Linked DNA regions of Homo sapiens: region 1 is linked to region 2. Evidence: chromatin loops called from intact Hi-C (ENCODE). Cell type or tissue: CD4-positive, alpha-beta T cell. All regions are shown on one strand. Links, peaks and the distances in the headings refer to the core of each region. The heading gives the core; the rest is flanking DNA.

Region 1 (8,504 bases), core at 76-8,075, 120 kb after region 2:
TCCCAGTGATGTAGATTCCAATTCAAACGGGTTACAGGGAAGAGGAATATCACAATTTGAGAATCAAACAAGTAAACAAAACAATAACAACAAAAACACCCAAAACCATGTGAAGCCACAGAGCAAAATATATGATACCTTTTTCTCCAAGAAAGAGTCACACTTTTGTTTATCCTCATTTGCATTAACACCTTGCAACAACTTTGGTAACACTTAGAAAGCAACACCCAAATGGAGCTTCCAATGAGAAAATCACCCTACCCTACCAGAAGACAAAGACATTAGCCTTTGCTGATATGATGAACAGGCCACTGAATGCAAGCTTAGTGCCATAGAAGTCAGATCTCTACCTTGCTCCAAGAGTGAAAGCAATGAAAACTGGGATGGAGATTCTTCTATCCAAATGAGATCACCTGAAACTCAGTGCCAGGAACCAAGCAGGGAGGCTGCTGACTGAAAGGCAGACAGCAAAAAGTAACTCTGAACAGAAGTTCCATCTCCTTAAGCTGCAGACAGATTTGTTCTCCCAGCTCCTATAGTACTTTTTGTTTGTGCTACTTAATACTTAAAAAGTGGACAAACATTGTGGAATACCTTCTATATGGGCTTAGCATACAACAGAATTCAGGAGGGCACACAAGAAAAGTGGCAAGTACAGCGCCTTTCCTTAAAAGAGCTTGTCTGTCAAGTTGTAGTGAAAAGATATTTACATGCAAAAAACAATGAGCCCAGGGTACAGGGCATTAGATAATAAAAGGCTACATTATGTACTAAAAAGTAGGCAACATAAGATGTCAGAAAAAAGGCAGGGAGAAAAGGAACTCATTTAATCCTGATAATAACCCTATGAGATGAAAACTAGTGGCCTGGGGCATTGGCTCACGCCTGTAATCCCAGCACTCTGGGAGGCCAAGGCCAGGGGGAATCATTTGAGGTCAGGAGTTTGAGACCAGCCTGGCCAACATAACAAAACTCCATCCCCACAAACAATACAAAAATTAGCTGGGCATGGTGGTGCATACCTGCAGTCCCAGCTACTCAGGAGGCTGAACCACGAGAATCGCTTGAACCCAGACGGTGAAGTTTGCAGTGAGCTGAGATCATGCCACTGCACTCCAGCCTGGGCGACAGAGCAAGACTCTGTCTCAAAAAAAAAAAAACACCTAGTATTATTCCCACTTTACTGATGAGGAAACTAAAACTCAGAAAGCATATGCAACTTGCCAAGGAAACACAGGTAGTTACGTAACAGTCAGGAGTTGAACCAAGATCTGTGTGGATCCAAGAGGTCTGGAGTAAATGGAAAATGCCTCCTACAGGAACTAGGGCTGGAACCAGGCCTTAATAGATGGGAAAACCCTGAAATTTGGAGGACCCTGAAAACAGGTAGGATTTGGAAACCATCAAAAGGCATTGTGCAGAGTGACATAATGAAAGCAGTATCTTAGCACTATGTCTACAGTGATGTCTACAATATGTCTAAACTCGTTCAAGTGATATGCGGAATCAACTGAAAAGGTTTAAGGCTAGAATCAGGAAGCCAGCTAGGAAGCTGTTACAGAATGCAAGTATACAATGCTGCAAGGGCAGTCTGAACCAGTCTGGAAGAGGATATAGTACAGTGGAATAAAAACATCTCCAGAAAACAAAATGAAAACAGGGTGAGGCGACTTTTTAAATAGTCGTAAAGGAGACAGAGAAGAAAAGATTCCAAGAATTTGAGCCTGAAATATCCTGAGAATGCTAGTAGCATGTTATGAAAATAATGTCATCAGGAGAGGCAGCAGGCTGGAACACTTGGTTTGGAACAAGTTGACATCGAGGTGTGGATGAAAAAATCCAAGTAGAAATGCCAGGAAACAGTTGAAACTCAGACGAGGTCAAAGCTAGAAGCATCAGTCTCCTCACAGAAATGCTAACTGAAATCATGAATGTTGATTAGTCACTGTGGCAGACATTGTGATTTGCCCACCAAAAAGCTATTCCTCATTTCTTCCTTGCGTATAGAATCTCAATTTTCTCCTATAGCAGTCACTCCGGTTCTTAAAGGGAGACTGGGAGCTCTTCCCTCTCCAGAGACACAAATCAGAGGGATTGGTCTAAACCAATAGTTCTCAACCTTGGCTGCACAGGGGAATCAGATGGGGAGTTTTTAAAATGTGGATCCCTGGGTCCACAGTCAGAGATTCTGATTTAATTGCTCTAGGATATGCTTGGGCATGAGCTTTTTAAAAGCCCTCCAGGTGTCTCTCACGTGCAGCCAAAGCTGAGATCCCCTGATCTAAACCAATCAATCAAGGCATCTTTATTCTCTTTGCCAGTAATTGGTAATCCTAGTTAATGGGTCCTTGAAAGAAGTTGAGTGGAGGCTTCAAAAAGAGGTTTTTCAGTGGGGCGCGATGGCTCACATCTGTAATCCCAACACTTTGGGAGGCCTGAGGCAGGCGGTATTGCTTGAGCCCAGGAGTTCGAGACCAGCCTGGGCAACAGAGCAAAACCCCATCTCTACAAAAATTTTTTTTAAAAAATTAGCCGGGATGGTGGCATGCACCTGTAGTCCCAGCCACCTGGGAGGCTGAGGTGGGAGAATGACCTGAGCCTGGGAAGTCGCGGCTGCAGTGAGCCATGATCATGTCACTGCACTCCAGCCTGGACTACAGAGTGAGACCCTGTCTCAAAAAAAAAAAAATAGGTTTTTCATAAAATCAAATTCACTGCAAGTAACACCTTTTTCTTTGGTGAACATTATCATTTCTACATGTGATGCCTGCAACCACTGCAGCTTTCTTGCAATCCTGAAAGGAATTTGCTTAAGATAGCAGATGAGAAAGATGAAAAGATGGAAAACACTTGGGTTCTTAATGATGTCCTTAAGCTACTGAATTGACAAACTCTGGAACCTCTGTGGCTTTACATTTCTTGTTATCAGAAATATTTATCCTCATTGCTTAAATCATTTTGAATTTTCTGTTATTTCTAGATGAAAGCAACCCAACTGGAAATATATAGATGCCCCTACCATGGAGTTCCATAAAACATGTCCTATATATTTCATACTAAATATTACACTATACTATTTTCATTGATTTTCTGTCTCCTTCCCCAGTTTTTGAGCTCCCAGAAGGCAAGGATTGTGTCTAATACGTTTATCTATCCCCAGAGCACAATACAGGTCTCCAAACATAAATATTTAAATACTTTTTAAATGTTTAATGGATGGATTGACGAAAGAGTATATAAAGATAAAGAGGAGAGTGTCCATGAGAATGTCTTTAGGAGAATCCAGTTATAACAAAGAAGAAAAAAGAAGAGCCAGGAAATAAAGCAGAGATGTGGTCAAAAGAATAGAAGGAAAACTAGTATAAGGCTGGACCACTGAAGCCAAAATATTAAAAAAATATAAAAAGTTAGGGTAGTCAGTGTCAGTGGGGATGAGAAAAACATGGGAGTGAAGAAAATGCTATTGAGATTTGGTAAGAAAGAGATGCCTGGAAACCTCTGGTATGTATTTTCCCAAGCAGATCCAAAACCACATGAGGAATTATTTCTCAGTCTAAGTTACTCATACTCTGCAATAGAATCTTCAGCATAATCAAGCACTTAAGCTGAAATTACTGTTCTTATCCAAGGCAGTATTTAATGGGATCTCAATAACCCCTATCTAGTCTTCAGTTTTATTTCTGGTGATGTAGTCAGTTCTGAGGACCCCAGACCTAGCAGAAACTATATCAAAGTCAAGAGTTATTATTGTCATATCATGAAATACAGTTAAATATCCTTAGAGAAAGAAAGAAGGGATCACATATTCTCTGCAGGAAAGCCGAAAACTTCGGGTGTCCATTTCTCCAAACACAGCAGAGCACCTGTCATAAATACATTAGGTGGCATAAAAAGATCGCCTGCTTTCAGCCTTACTTTCTTGCTCACCAGTCAACGGGGGGTTTCCCAGGTTGGTAACACTGTCATTTAAGACATTCTGGAGCCCAGGTTTCCATTTGAAATGAAAGTGATAGGTTATCTCTACTTTCGATTAAACAGGTAACTTTAACCCACTGCCACGGAATTCTTCTGCATGACTTTGGTCTTTTTGAGAAGGGTATGTTTCTGAGAAGAAGCTTTGGGGAAAATCCCCTTCTTCAGTGCACAAGCCCTTGCTCCTTCTCCCTTCAGGAGCTTCTGCCACTGCCCCACCAGTAGAGAACATTAGATCTTGTCGGTAGTGTAGAAGCCAACTCCAGCCTCTAAAGAGGTATCTGAGAAATGTCAGGAACTCCCCAAATCTGATCAGGTTTGACACTAGCATAACCCTAGTAGAGTATGATTGTATTAGCATGTTTAATACCATAGTCCAGTATTTCCCATTGCTCCCTGTGGTAGGTCAAATGATAACTCTCTCCAAAGAGGTTCACATCCTAATCCCTGAAACCTATCAACGTGTTACCTTACATGGCAAAAAGGACTTTGCAGATGAGATTGAGCTAAAGATCTTGAGGTGGGATGATTATCTGGATTATCTAGTAGGACAGATGTAATCACAAGAGTCCTTATAACAGAAGGAAGCAGAAGCATCAGAGTCAGAAGGTAGAGATATGATGACAGAGCAAAAGGGAGGGGCAGTGAAGTGGGAGGTAGAGAGGCGGTGAGGGGAGGAGAGGGAGAGGGAGAGAGAGAGAGAGATTTGAAGATGATATGCTGTCACTGGCTTTGAAGATGAAGAAAGGGGCCATAAGCCAAGAAATGTGGGTAATCCCTAGCAACTGGGAAGAGCAAGGAAATAGATTCCCCTCTAGAGCCTCCAGAAGGAACACAGCTCTGCTGACTCCTTGATTTCAGGACTTCTGAACTACAGAACTGTAAAATAAAAAATTGTGTTTTAAACCAACAAGTTTGTGCAGCAGAGATAGGAAACTAAGACATTCTCCCTCATAACTTTTTTAAAATGTTTACTTTTAATTGACAAATAACAATTGTATATATTTATGGGGTACAAGGTGATGCTTTGATATATGTACACACTGTGAAATGATTATACTAACCTAGTTAGGATTTCTATCACCTCATATACTTTTTTGTAGTGAGAACATTTAAAATTTATTCTTTTGGCAATTTAAATATGCTTTATTATTGACTATGATAACCATGCTTTACAATAGCTCTTGAAAACTTATTCCTCCTGTCCAATTGAAATTTTGTATCCTTTGCCCAACATCTCCCCATTCTAATGCCAACCTATCCCAACCTCTATCCCTGCCCCCTATCCCAACCTCTGGTAACCACCATTCTACTCTCTGCTTCTGTGGGCTTAACTTTTTTAGATTCCACATGTAAGTGAAATGATGCAGTATTTGTCTTTCTGTGCCTGGCTTGTTTCACTCAGCATAACTTCTTTTGAAAAATACAACTAAGTGGTCAAATAAATTTGCAGGTTCTACCCTTCTTTTGGAAATTCACAGTGTATATTGGTTCACTAAAGGCTCTCAGACATCCTGTGGGAAAGAAACCTATTTAACTCAATGTCGACCATGTAAAAGACATTTTTAACTGAAAAACATCAATTATCATCCTGCAGAACAATGTTCCTTTCTCAGAACTCTGGTTTTGAGGTAACACTGCTAATAGCTTGATAATTTGAGGCTTAAGATAGATGTGTTAACCAAAGTAGAGGCAAGTGTGGATAGAGATCTAGAAAATGAGTCAAAGAACAAGAAACTCTCAACATGTTGCTCAACTAGTCCAGGAGAGCTCATCTTCACATACAAATATGAGTATTTTGTCTCTCCTCTTTGATCTATCCCAAGGGTGGGGCTGTCACAGGTGAATGGCAGATGCCATTAAGATCATCCAAGGAACTGCTCCTAGTTTTCATTCCTTGCTCCATAAACAATCTTCTGCTATCATTTAGCTTTTCTTTCAGGTCTAGCCTGACCAGCTGACATGCCAACTCCAGCCTGATTAATAGTTCTCTGTACTCCTGAAAATAAGTTGGAATTATAGCTTTGTATTAATATCTCTATCCCTTGTGATTTACATTGGTTAGCATGAGTCTATGCCCAGGAGATTACAGATCTCTAAGTATCTCTGACAAAATTCAGCTTCTGGATCTAACCAGTACCCTGTGAGGTCCTGCCTAAATTGTCGGACAAACTTTCTTGATGACACAGCCATCCTGCCTCACTCCTCTAACTGCCACATCTTCCTCAAGGGCAATTTCCTTGTCCACAACAGCTCTGGCACCATGTCTAGAAAAAGCTTCTTAGAAGTGCAATCAGTTGACTGAGTTCTCCTACAGGATGATACAGGATGAGGTCAAGAAGTAGTGGATAACAGCAGGAAGGCGTTACAAAGCCAGGGAAAGGGGGTTGGGGGTGGGGTGTGCAACTTGGACAGATATAAGGATCTTCTCCTTGGACCAATACAGTCAGTACAAATGAGAATACCACATCAATTTCCTATACTGATAGGAGGCAGCCAGGGCAGAGATGACAAATAGTAGCGTGTATCAATTCTGATCACTTGGCAGAAACCAGATGGGATGCTGTGTTAAGGTGTTGTGGGCAGGTATTTTATTCCCAATACTTATTTCAAGGGCTTTTCCCTTCCCTTCTATATCCATTCAGTGCCTGAGGGAACGGCATGTTTCTACAGTGAGATTCACAGCCCTCTGTCCATGGTTTTTATATCCCTCTTTCGCAAGTTGCATTGGGTCAGTAAAGGTTGATCCCTAGGAGAATGCATCCAGGGCTGCACACCTAACACAAATTGAGCCAAGAAATCTCTTCCCAGGGGATTTTTAAATTAAGAAATAAGTTTCAGCCAGGCACGGTGGCTCATGCCTGTAATCCTAGCACTTTGGGAGGCTGAGGCAAATGGATCACCTGAGGTCAGGAGTTCAAGACTAGCCTGGCCAACATGCTGAATCCCCGTCTCTTCTAAAAATACAAAAATTAGCCAGGCATGGTGGTGCGCGGCTGTAATCCCAGCTACTCGGGAGGCTGAGGCAGGAAAATTGCTTGAACCCGGGAAGTGGAGGTTGTAGTGAGTCAAGATCATGCCATTGCATTCCAGCCTGGGCGACAAGAGCGAAACTCAAGAAAGAAAGAGAGAAAGAGAGAAGGAAAAAGAAAGAAAGAGAGAAAGAGAGAAGGAAAAAGAAAGAAAGAAAGAGAGAGAGAGGGAGGGAGGGAGGAAGGAAGGAAGGAAGGAAGGAAGGAAGGAAGGAAGGAAGGAAGGAAGGCAGGCAGGCAGGCAGGCAGGCAGGCAGGAAGGAAGGAAGGAAGGGAGTTTCTCTCTCTGAGAAGATAAATACCACCTGATCTCATTTATATGTTGAATCTAAAAAAGTTAAACTAATAGAAGCAGAGAGCAGAATGGTGGTAACCACATGCTGGGTGGTAAGGTATTGGGGAGATGTTGGTCAAAGGATACAAAAATTCAGTTAAATGGGAGGAATAAATTCAAAAGATATATTGTACAACACAGTGACTGCAGTTAATAACAATGGATTGTATACTTAAAATGTTTTAAGAGAATAGATTTTAAGTGTACTCATCTCAAATATATAAGTGTGTGAAGGAATGGATATATTAATTTGATTTAGCCATTCCATAATGTATACACATTTCAAAACATCATGTTAATATGCCATAAGTATATACAATTTTGTCCATTTAAAAAAAATAAAGAAAAAATAAAATACTGTGAAGCTACTGTAAAAAAAAAGCTCAGCTCCTCTCTGTGGATGGTCAAATCCATAACATGTAAAACCCAGGTGATGTTACCTACCATGTTTTTCTCCATATGGACAAGAAAAAGCTGGTCTATAGAAAGAAGAATGAAACACAGGAACAAAGGGGTGCAGAAGCAAGAAGTAGAGAGAGAATCCACATTGTGTTTATCCTGTGGTCCAGTTTATCTTTGAAGGTCACCTATATTCAGGAACTTGGGTTTTGGGAGACACGCTGCATCTCTACTAAAAAGAAAAAAAAAAAAAAAGGGTCAGGCTCAGTGGCTAACACCTATAATCCCAGTGCGTTTTGAGGCCGAAGTGGGCTGATCACTTGAGGCCAGGAGTTCGAGACTAGTCTGGCCAACATGGTGAAATCCCATCTCTACTAAAAACACAAAGATTAGCCAGGTGTGGTGCTGGGCGCCTGTAATCCCAGCTACTTGGGAGGCTGAGGCACAAGAATCGCTTGAACTCGGGAGGCAGAGGTTGCAGTGAGCCAAGATTGCACCACTGCACTCCAGCCTGGCCAACAGAGTGAGACTCAGTCTCAAAACAAAAAGAAAAAAGAAAAAGAATAAAAATCCCCTTTTTGTCTAATATGTAAAATTGGGATAACTACTCTACCTTCTATGGCTGGTTTAAAAGGATCTGTAAATTTTGTGAATGTATAAAGGCTTTAGTCCCCTGCCTGGCACATAGTAAATGCTAGGTAAGGATTTATTTATAAGTTTGTTTTCTGTTACTTGCAACCAAGAATATTCTAACAGAAGGATTCAAA
Region 2 (8,504 bases), core at 312-8,311:
CATCAACTTAAAATCTAAAGTCCAAAGTCTCATCTAAATAAAATTAGATGTGGGTGAGACTAGCAGTATTATTCATCTTGAGGCAAAATTTATTTTCAGCTGTGAAACTATGAAACCAGACAAGCTATGTGCTTCCAAAATATAATGGTGCTACAGGAAGAGGATAGACATTCCCATTCCAAAAGGGAGAAATTGGAAGAAATAAAGGGGTCACAGGTCCCAAGCAAGTCCAAAACCTAGCAAGGCAAACTCCATTAGCTCTTAAGGCTCAAGAATAATCCTCTTCGATTCAATATTCTGCCCTTCAGGTTCACTGGAAAAGCAGCATCACCCCCACAGCTCTGTAAGGTGGCCACATCCTTTGGCTAGGGTGATGGCCCCACCTATGTGGCTCTGTTGGATGTCAGTCTCACTTTTTGAAACCAAGGTAGAGGCAGCCTTACCCTCCAGGCCTGTGCACTTTGGGCCTATAGTAGGAATGGCAGCCCTGGTTATCTCTGAATCACCCTCAGGGTCGTTCTTCCCTTTTCTTGAAAGATAAACCATGTTTGCAGCCAAATAACTATACCATACTGTCCTGTTCTCTTTGGTCCAAACTGGTAATATTTCTGCTGCTTTTTTCCAAACTCTATTCCTGACTTCTGCTCAGATGGCTGGTTAACATCATAAGTAATCTTAAGTAGTGACAGATAGTCCAGCCACACCCTTAGTGTTGTCTCCAGAACAAGCTTCCTCATTTATTGCAATACATAAAGGCTCAGAATTTTCCAAATGTTTAAGTTCCAGTTCCCTTTTGCTTAACAATTCCTTCTTCAATTCATCTCTCTCCTTTTGTATTTTACCATAAGCAGTCAGGAGGGACTGAGCCACTCCTTCAACTTTTTGCTCAGAAATCTCCTCAGATAAAAAGTCAATTTTTTTACTCAACAAATTCCACCTTCCACAAAATACTAGAACACAGTTCAGTCAAGTTCTTTACCATTTATAACAAGGAACACCTTTCTCCCATTTTGCAGTAACATGTTGCTGATTTCCATCTGAGACCTCATCAGAATAACCTGCAACATCCATAGTTCTACCAACATTCTGTTCACAGCCGTCTATGCTTTTTTCTAGCATACACCTTAAAACTCCTCCAGCCTCTACTCATTACCTAGTTCTAAGGCCACTTCCACATTTTTAGGTATTTGTTACAGCAATACTCCTCCTCTCAGTACCAAAATCTGTATTGGTCTGTTCAGGCTGCCATAACAAGATACCATAGACAGGGTGGCTTAAACAACAGAAATTTATTTCTCACAATTCTGGAGACTGGGAAGTCCAAGATCAAGGTGCTGGTAAGGTATGTTTCATTCTGAAGCCTCTTCTCTTGGCTTGTAGACAGCCGCCTTCTTGCTGTGTGCTCATATGACCTCTTCTTTGTACATGCATTCTTCCTCTTCTCATAAGGTCACCAAATTTATCAGATTACAGCCCCATCCTTATGATCTCATTTATCATTAATTACCTCCTAGAGGTCCTATCTCCAAATACAAGCATATTGGAGGTAAGGGTTTAAACGTGTGAATTTAGGAGGATAAAAAGTTAAGTTTCTAGCACATGCATTATCTCCTTTGGACCCCACAAAAATCCTATTAGGTTTATGTTGTAATATTTATTTTATAGATGGGGAAACTGAGACTTTGAGATGTTAAGTAACCAAAATCAGTCTAGAGATTAAGAAGCAAAAATGGGATTTGAATCAGGCCCATTTGATTCTAGATCCCCAGTTCCTGATCCCCACACTGTACTGGATATAGATTATTTGTTATATTTTAGTATATATAGTAATCCTACTTAATTTGCCTAATAAAATTTTACCTCATAAAACAGTAAGGTAAACTTTATAATGAATTGTTTCAGTTTTTGAATGTGAATCAAAATCAATTGTGAATCAATTGAATGTGAATCTAAATCATTCATTTCATAAATTTTCTGATTGCTATTCTTGGGCACAAGTTTGGGTCAATAGAGATCTTTTGGTTAGGACACATGCTTTTTTTTTTTTTTTTTTTTTTTTAATGGTGTCTTGCTCTGTCACCCAGGCTGGAGTACAGTAGGGTGATCATAGCTTACTGCAGCCTTGCCCTCCTGCCTTAGCCTCCTGAGTAGCTGCCACTACAGTTGCACACTGCTGTGCCTAGCTAATTTTTTTTTTTTTTTTTTTTTTTTTTTAGTTTTTGCAGAGACAGGGTCTTGCTCTGTTGACCACGACGGTCTTGAACTCCTGGCCTCAAGCTATCCTCCCACCTAGGCCTCCCAAAGTAGTAGGATTACAGGTGTGAGCCACCACACCTAGCCAGGACATGCACTGAACTCTGGTTAAAATCAATGTGTTTACAAGCAGAGTGTCATGCTTGACTTGATGATCACATTTACCATTAACCTCCTTTGGAAATAAAAGTATTTAAATATGTGAATTAAATTAGGCTCACGCCTGTAATCCCAGCACTTTGGGTGGCTGAGGTGGGCAGATCACCTGAGGTCAGGAGTTCGAGACTAGCCTGGCCAACATGGTGAAACCCCATTTCTACTAAAAATACAAAAATTAGCCTAGCGTGGTGGTGGGCACCTGTAATCCCAGCTACTCGGGAGGCTGGAGCAGGAGAATCACTTGAACCTAGGAGGTAGAGGTTACGGTGCGCTGAGATCGCACCATTGCACTCCAGCCTGGGCGACAAGAGTGAGACTCCATCTAAAAAAAAAAATTACTATATCTTTCATCAATATGCATCAGAACTGATTACCTAAAGGGCCAAAACAAATCTGAAACACACTATTCAGATTTACTTGATTCGTGACACTGAACAAAAGGTCAATTTAACTACTGATGTGGATTATATGATGTTTTATTTTTTACGAAGGATTGCCAGAATATTTAGATCATATATAAAATAGCTTGATATATGCCTATATATAATATGCTGAATAAATATACAATATTACAATGTTAAAGTCTTTTGTCTTTTTAAACACTTGAAATCTACCTCAAAGCCCACTAACTTCAGCAAGTACTCTATGGGGAACAAGGCAAGAGCTTTGATTTCCATTTTTCACCATGGGAACTCAACATAAGCCTTTAAGTGATTTTCTTAAAGCCACATAGCAAAATGGAGATGGAAGCAGTGAAACAGCATAGGTTCTTAGTTCCATTTTCCCTATGAGAAATGATTAATGGCAATAATTCAGTATCATAAGGGTGATGTGGAGATTCATTATTTAAAATCTCAGCAACAAGATAAGCAGAATGGTAAGCAACAAGTTTTCCACTTTCTAAAACAGTGGGTCTCTAAAAAATACAATGACTCTATCTCCCTACTATCATTCAGACGCATTTAGTCAAAGTAAATGAGTCTGTTTTGAGAATTGTTTCCTAACGAATCTGATCTTATCTCACTTTCAGTTAAGTAGCAGGAACCTGAGTACCACTTCAAAACTTCGTACCTCCTTCAGTCTCTGAACAACCTGGTGTGAATGGTACATAAAACTTCTCATGATTAACTCATCTAATATTAACAATTTCCTTCTCCCCACAACCCCTCCAATTTCTGAATGAGCAAAATTGTTTCACCCCTCAAATAGGCCAGCAGTTTATATCTTTCACTTTCAAGTTACTGAAGTAACTGACCAAGGATCCCCTGTAGTCAACTCTTACTATAATATGTCATACAAGGAAGAGATCTAAAACAGTGCAACTCAAATTGCATTCCCAGGACAACAGCATCAACATCACCTGGGAGCTTGTTAGAAATGTAGACTTCCAGGCCCCACCCAGACCTGTTAAATCAGAATCTGGATTTTAGTAAGATGCCCAGGTGATTTGTATGAACATTAAAGTTACAGAAGGACTGATTAAAATGTAAAGCGAATGCCCACATCTCATTGGGAATATTGATGGCAACTTCCCTGTTGTCAACCTGGCTTCTTCCACCTGCCCAGGGCAGTTCTGTGCCACCTCCTCCGTAGTCATTCAGTCTATGCTTTAAGAATGCAATTTTATTTTAGTATAAGCTGAAGGTTTGTCAATCATTTCAGTCTTCACAGGACAGTGTTTCTGAACCATTTTTTCCTTTCTTCCCCAATAATATTTCTTAGTTTTATTTTCTATAGCTTCTATTATAAACCAGTAATTTTGTAACATAAAATTAAACTAAAATATTGAATATGCCTTTTCAAACAAAACATACTCTGTCCCTGTCCATGGAAAATCGCTATTCAAACTGGCAAGTTATATAACGAGACCTATAAAACCATACATATTTTTGACTGCATAACCTTGCTTATCTTCATACACTCCAAGGAAACAAGTCAAGAGGAAAACGCAATTTGACAAAGATTTTCATACTAGCCCTATTTTAATAGTGAAAAAAATGGAACTAACCTAAGCACCCCTAAATAAGGAATAATTGCTCAAAATAAGGGAATTGTTTTTGGGTATAACCCCAAAAGCACAGACATCAAAAGCAGAAATAGATAAATGGGATTACAACAAACTAAAAAGCTTCTGAACAGCAAAGGAAACAACAGAGTGAAGAGACAACCTACAGAATGGGAGAATATATTTGCAAACCATACATATGATAAGGAGTTAATATCCAAAATATATAAGAGACTCAAATTACTCAATAGAAAGAAAACAAATAATCCCATTTAAAAATGGGCAAAGGCAGCTACTCGGGAGTCTGAGGCAGGAGAATGGCATGAACCTGGGAGGTGGAGTTTGCAGCGAGCCAAGATCGCGCCACTGCACTCCAGCCTGGGCGACAGACCGAGACACCATTGCAAAAAAAATAAAATAAAATAAAAATGGGCAAAGGACCAGAATAGACATTTCTCAAAAGAAAATATACAAATGACCAACAGGTATGTGAAAAAATGCTCAACCTCACTAATCATCAGAAAAATGCAAATGAAACCACAATGAGATATCATTTCACACCTGTTAGGATGGTTATTATCAAAAACAAGACAACAAGAGAGGATGCAGAGAGAAGGGAACCCTTGCACACTGTTGGTGGGAATATAAATTAGTACAGCCATTATAAAAAACGGTATGAAAGTTCTTCAAAAAATTAAAGATAGAACCACCATATGATCCAGCAATCCCACTGCTGGGTATATATCAAAAGGAAATGAAATCATCATGTCAAGGAGAAATCTGCACTTTCATGTATATTGCAGCATTATTCACAATAGCCAAGACATAATGCAATCAACCTACATGTCTATCAACAGATGAATGGATAAAGAAAATATGTTGTATATACACAATGGAATACTATTCAGCCTTAAACACAAAGGAAATCTTGTCATTTGCAACAACATGGATGAATATGGAGGACAGTTTGTAAAGTGAAATAAGCTATGCGCAGAGAAACAAATACCGCGTAGTTTCAGTTATACATGGGATCTTAAAAAGTTGAACTAATACAAGCCAAGAGTAGAATGGTGGGTGGCTACCAGGGGCTCGTAGGGGCGTGCAGGGTGGGGATTGGGAAATTTGGGTCAAAGGATAAAAGATTTAGGTTAGGAGGAAAAAGTTCAAGAGATCTATTGTACAACGTGGCAACTATAGTTAAAAACAATGTATTGTATTCTTGAAAGTTGCTAAGAGAGTAGATTTTAAGTGTTCTCATCACAAAATGTAAGTATGTGAGGTAATGCATATGCTAATTATCCCAATTTAGCTATTACACATGTATACATATTTCAAAGCATCATGTCATACACAATACATATATACAATTTTGCCAGTTTAGAAATAAATATATAAATTAGGGAAAAATAAAGGAATTATAGCAGAAACAATGGTTCAAAATTACACTTTCTATGTCAAAGGTGAAGGTTTACAATGTTAATGCTGGCTGGGCACGATGGCTCACGCCTGTAATCCCAGCACTCTGGGAGGCTGAAGTGGGTGGATCACAAGGTCAGGAGTTCGAGACCAGCCTGGCCAACATGGTGAAACCCTGTCTCTACTAAAAATACAAAACAAACAAACAAAAAACTGCTGGGTGTGGTGGCACGCACCTGTAATCCCAGCCACACAGGAGGCTGAGGCAGGAGAATCGCTTGAGCCTGGAAGGCAGGGGTTGCAGTGAGCTGAGATCACACCACTGCACTCCAGGCTGGGCGACAGAGAGAGACTCCGTCTCAAAAAATATAAATAAATAAATAAACAAATAAAATCTTATGCCAAAATTCAAAAATGTTAGAGTCTTAGGTTTTCCAGAAAACTTTAAGTATGTGGACTATGTTGACATAAAATGATAGCATGTGTAATAGCAAAGACTTGGAACCAACCCAAATGTCCATCAATGATAGACTGGATTAAGAAAATGTGGCACATATACACCATGGAATACTATGCAGCCATAAAAAAGGATGAGTTCATGTCCTTTGTAGGGACATGGATGAAGCTGGAAACGATCATTCTCAGCAAACTATCGCAAGGACAGAAAACCAAACACTGCATGTTCTCACTCATAGGTGGGAATTGAACAATTAGAACACTTGGACACAGGAAGGGGAACATCACACACTGGGGCCTGTCCTGGGGTGGGGGGAGGGATAGCATTAGGAGATATACCTAATGTAAATGATGAGTTAATGGGTGCAGCACACCAACATGGCACATGTATACATATGTAACAAACCTGCACGTTGTGCACATGTACCCTAGAACTTAAAGTATTAAAAAAAACACACACAAAACAAAAAATAAAAATAAAAAAATAAAATGACAGTATGTGTAAAAAGTGGGCACAAGGGGATGCCACTCTGATTACAACTATTCAAAACTGTCTGTCCCTGTGTGTATATAAACTAGAAGTAAATTTAAACTAACGTAAATGCATTCTTGCATGTTATTTTTTCATGTAGTTATTTAAGTGACTAATTTTTTAAGAAAAACAAGCAGAATTACAATTTGGAGCCTTACAAACCTAGCCTAAGCAAATCACAACTCATAAAAATGTAATTCATTTTTTTAAATTGTTACATCCCCTTCAGGATTATATTTCCTCTGACTCCCTCCCTTAATACAGACAAACCAGCAATGTAGTGTACTTTTAACTTCCTTCCCTCATTAAAGCTTTTTTGGACTTTTTGATAATCCTAGAGTTTAAAATGTATCACCAAAAAAATCAGAACATGAATAATTGTTAAAGAACGGTGGAGTTTTATCATTGCCTTTAATTTATTTTAATTACTATAAAGCATGTGTTAATCTAGTCTCTGCTGATATTGAAATTTGTCTTTATTTCATCAAAAGTTGTCCCTAACTGTAAAAAAGTGTCCAGGTTAGAAATGGACAAGAAGCAAGAAGCAACCAACCTGACTTATTTCTTATTTTCTCAGTGGGTCAGTGTTGGGGACAGATCCTGGTTTAGAACTGACAAATCCACATCAATTCCTTTTTTATACCACGTCAAGTACTACACAAAAGAAAACATTTAGCTACATCTGACTTCTTCATGACATTTCAAATAAAGCAAGCCAGTACCTATGCCCTCTACGTCTATACGAACTAATGCTACATACAAAATTCAAGACACAACTATAATGATTTTTAACAAACGTTTCAGAACTTTTATATCCAGAGGAATAGTATCCTACACAAAGCCATTATTTTTGAGACTATACTCTGATTCAAGAGCTTTCCAAACTTACAATGGCCCAAACTTTATTCTTTCAGAGAGAATTTTAATTTTTGAAACAGTTGAAAGTCATTCAACTTCAAGTGTGATGGTAAAACTATGTGATATTTTGATGAGTCATGAAAATAAATATAACCACTTCTTCCCCTGAACTTCCATATCAAGTTTTATTTACGTATACTTATGATGTTCTAACTTTGTATTACAATTATTTATAGAGCTTTTATTCATATTAAAAAACACATATTACATGTTAACTTTACAAATATTAACTCATGTCATAATCATCATAACAACCCTGTGAGGTAAGTACTCTCATTATCACCATCTGCCGTTTTACAGGTAAGAAACCTGAGACACAGAAAGTTAAAGTAACCTGCCCAAGGGAAAATAGCTAGTTAAGGGTCAGAGCTGGGATGCACACCCAGAGATCTGGCTGGAAGATCTGGGCTCTTAACCACCATTCTGTGCTGCCCCTCTCTTATACTAGAGGGAATGTATTAACAAATTGGTCTTTAAGACAATTCCAAAAGCACAATTCTCAAAAAGGGAGGGAATCTGCTTGGACATGGAGCTAGAACTGTCCACTGAGAGAAGGAGGGCAGTGGAGGGAGCTGAAGGGAAGAGGCCAGGTGGGGAGAGCCCGAAAGAGATCAACCCAGACTCCCCCTTTGCTTAAGCTAAATGACATCTTCAGGCTAATCTTGCAACTTTAATTTTACATTGTCAACCAGAGTCAGTACTTGGCTTATTTGCCGTGAATTATCCATTCGGTGGTTTATATGTGGCAAACAATCCTAGGCTGGC

Evidence for each region. A loop is a pair of places that touch in the nucleus more often than their neighbours do. Peaks named below come from ENCODE experiments on the same cell type or tissue, not always from the same donor. Only the 100,000 strongest peaks of a DNase experiment are listed, where the experiment ranks them.
Region 1: a loop joins it to region 2, with 2.1 times the contacts of the local background. A loop is called at or near these places in 1 of 110 quality-filtered maps.

What each region holds. Positions count from the first base shown.
Region 1 is chrX:124,235,633-124,244,136 of GRCh38, reverse strand. No RefSeq gene overlaps it. Among named protein-coding and RNA genes, the nearest start is that of TEX13D, 93 kb to the left of the region's middle. In CD4-positive, alpha-beta T cell, for the core only: no CTCF peak of the experiment used is centred there; DNase peaks (open chromatin) are centred at 3,946 and 4,636; H3K4me3 peaks cover 645 bases; H3K27ac peaks cover 549 bases.
Region 2 is chrX:124,354,156-124,362,659 of GRCh38, reverse strand. The region is part of intron 1 of SH2D1A (SH2 domain containing 1A); the gene reads right to left. Among named protein-coding and RNA genes, the nearest start is that of SH2D1A, 12 kb to the right of the region's middle. In CD4-positive, alpha-beta T cell, for the core only: no CTCF peak of the experiment used is centred there; a DNase peak (open chromatin) is centred at 3,449; H3K27ac peaks cover 1,097 bases.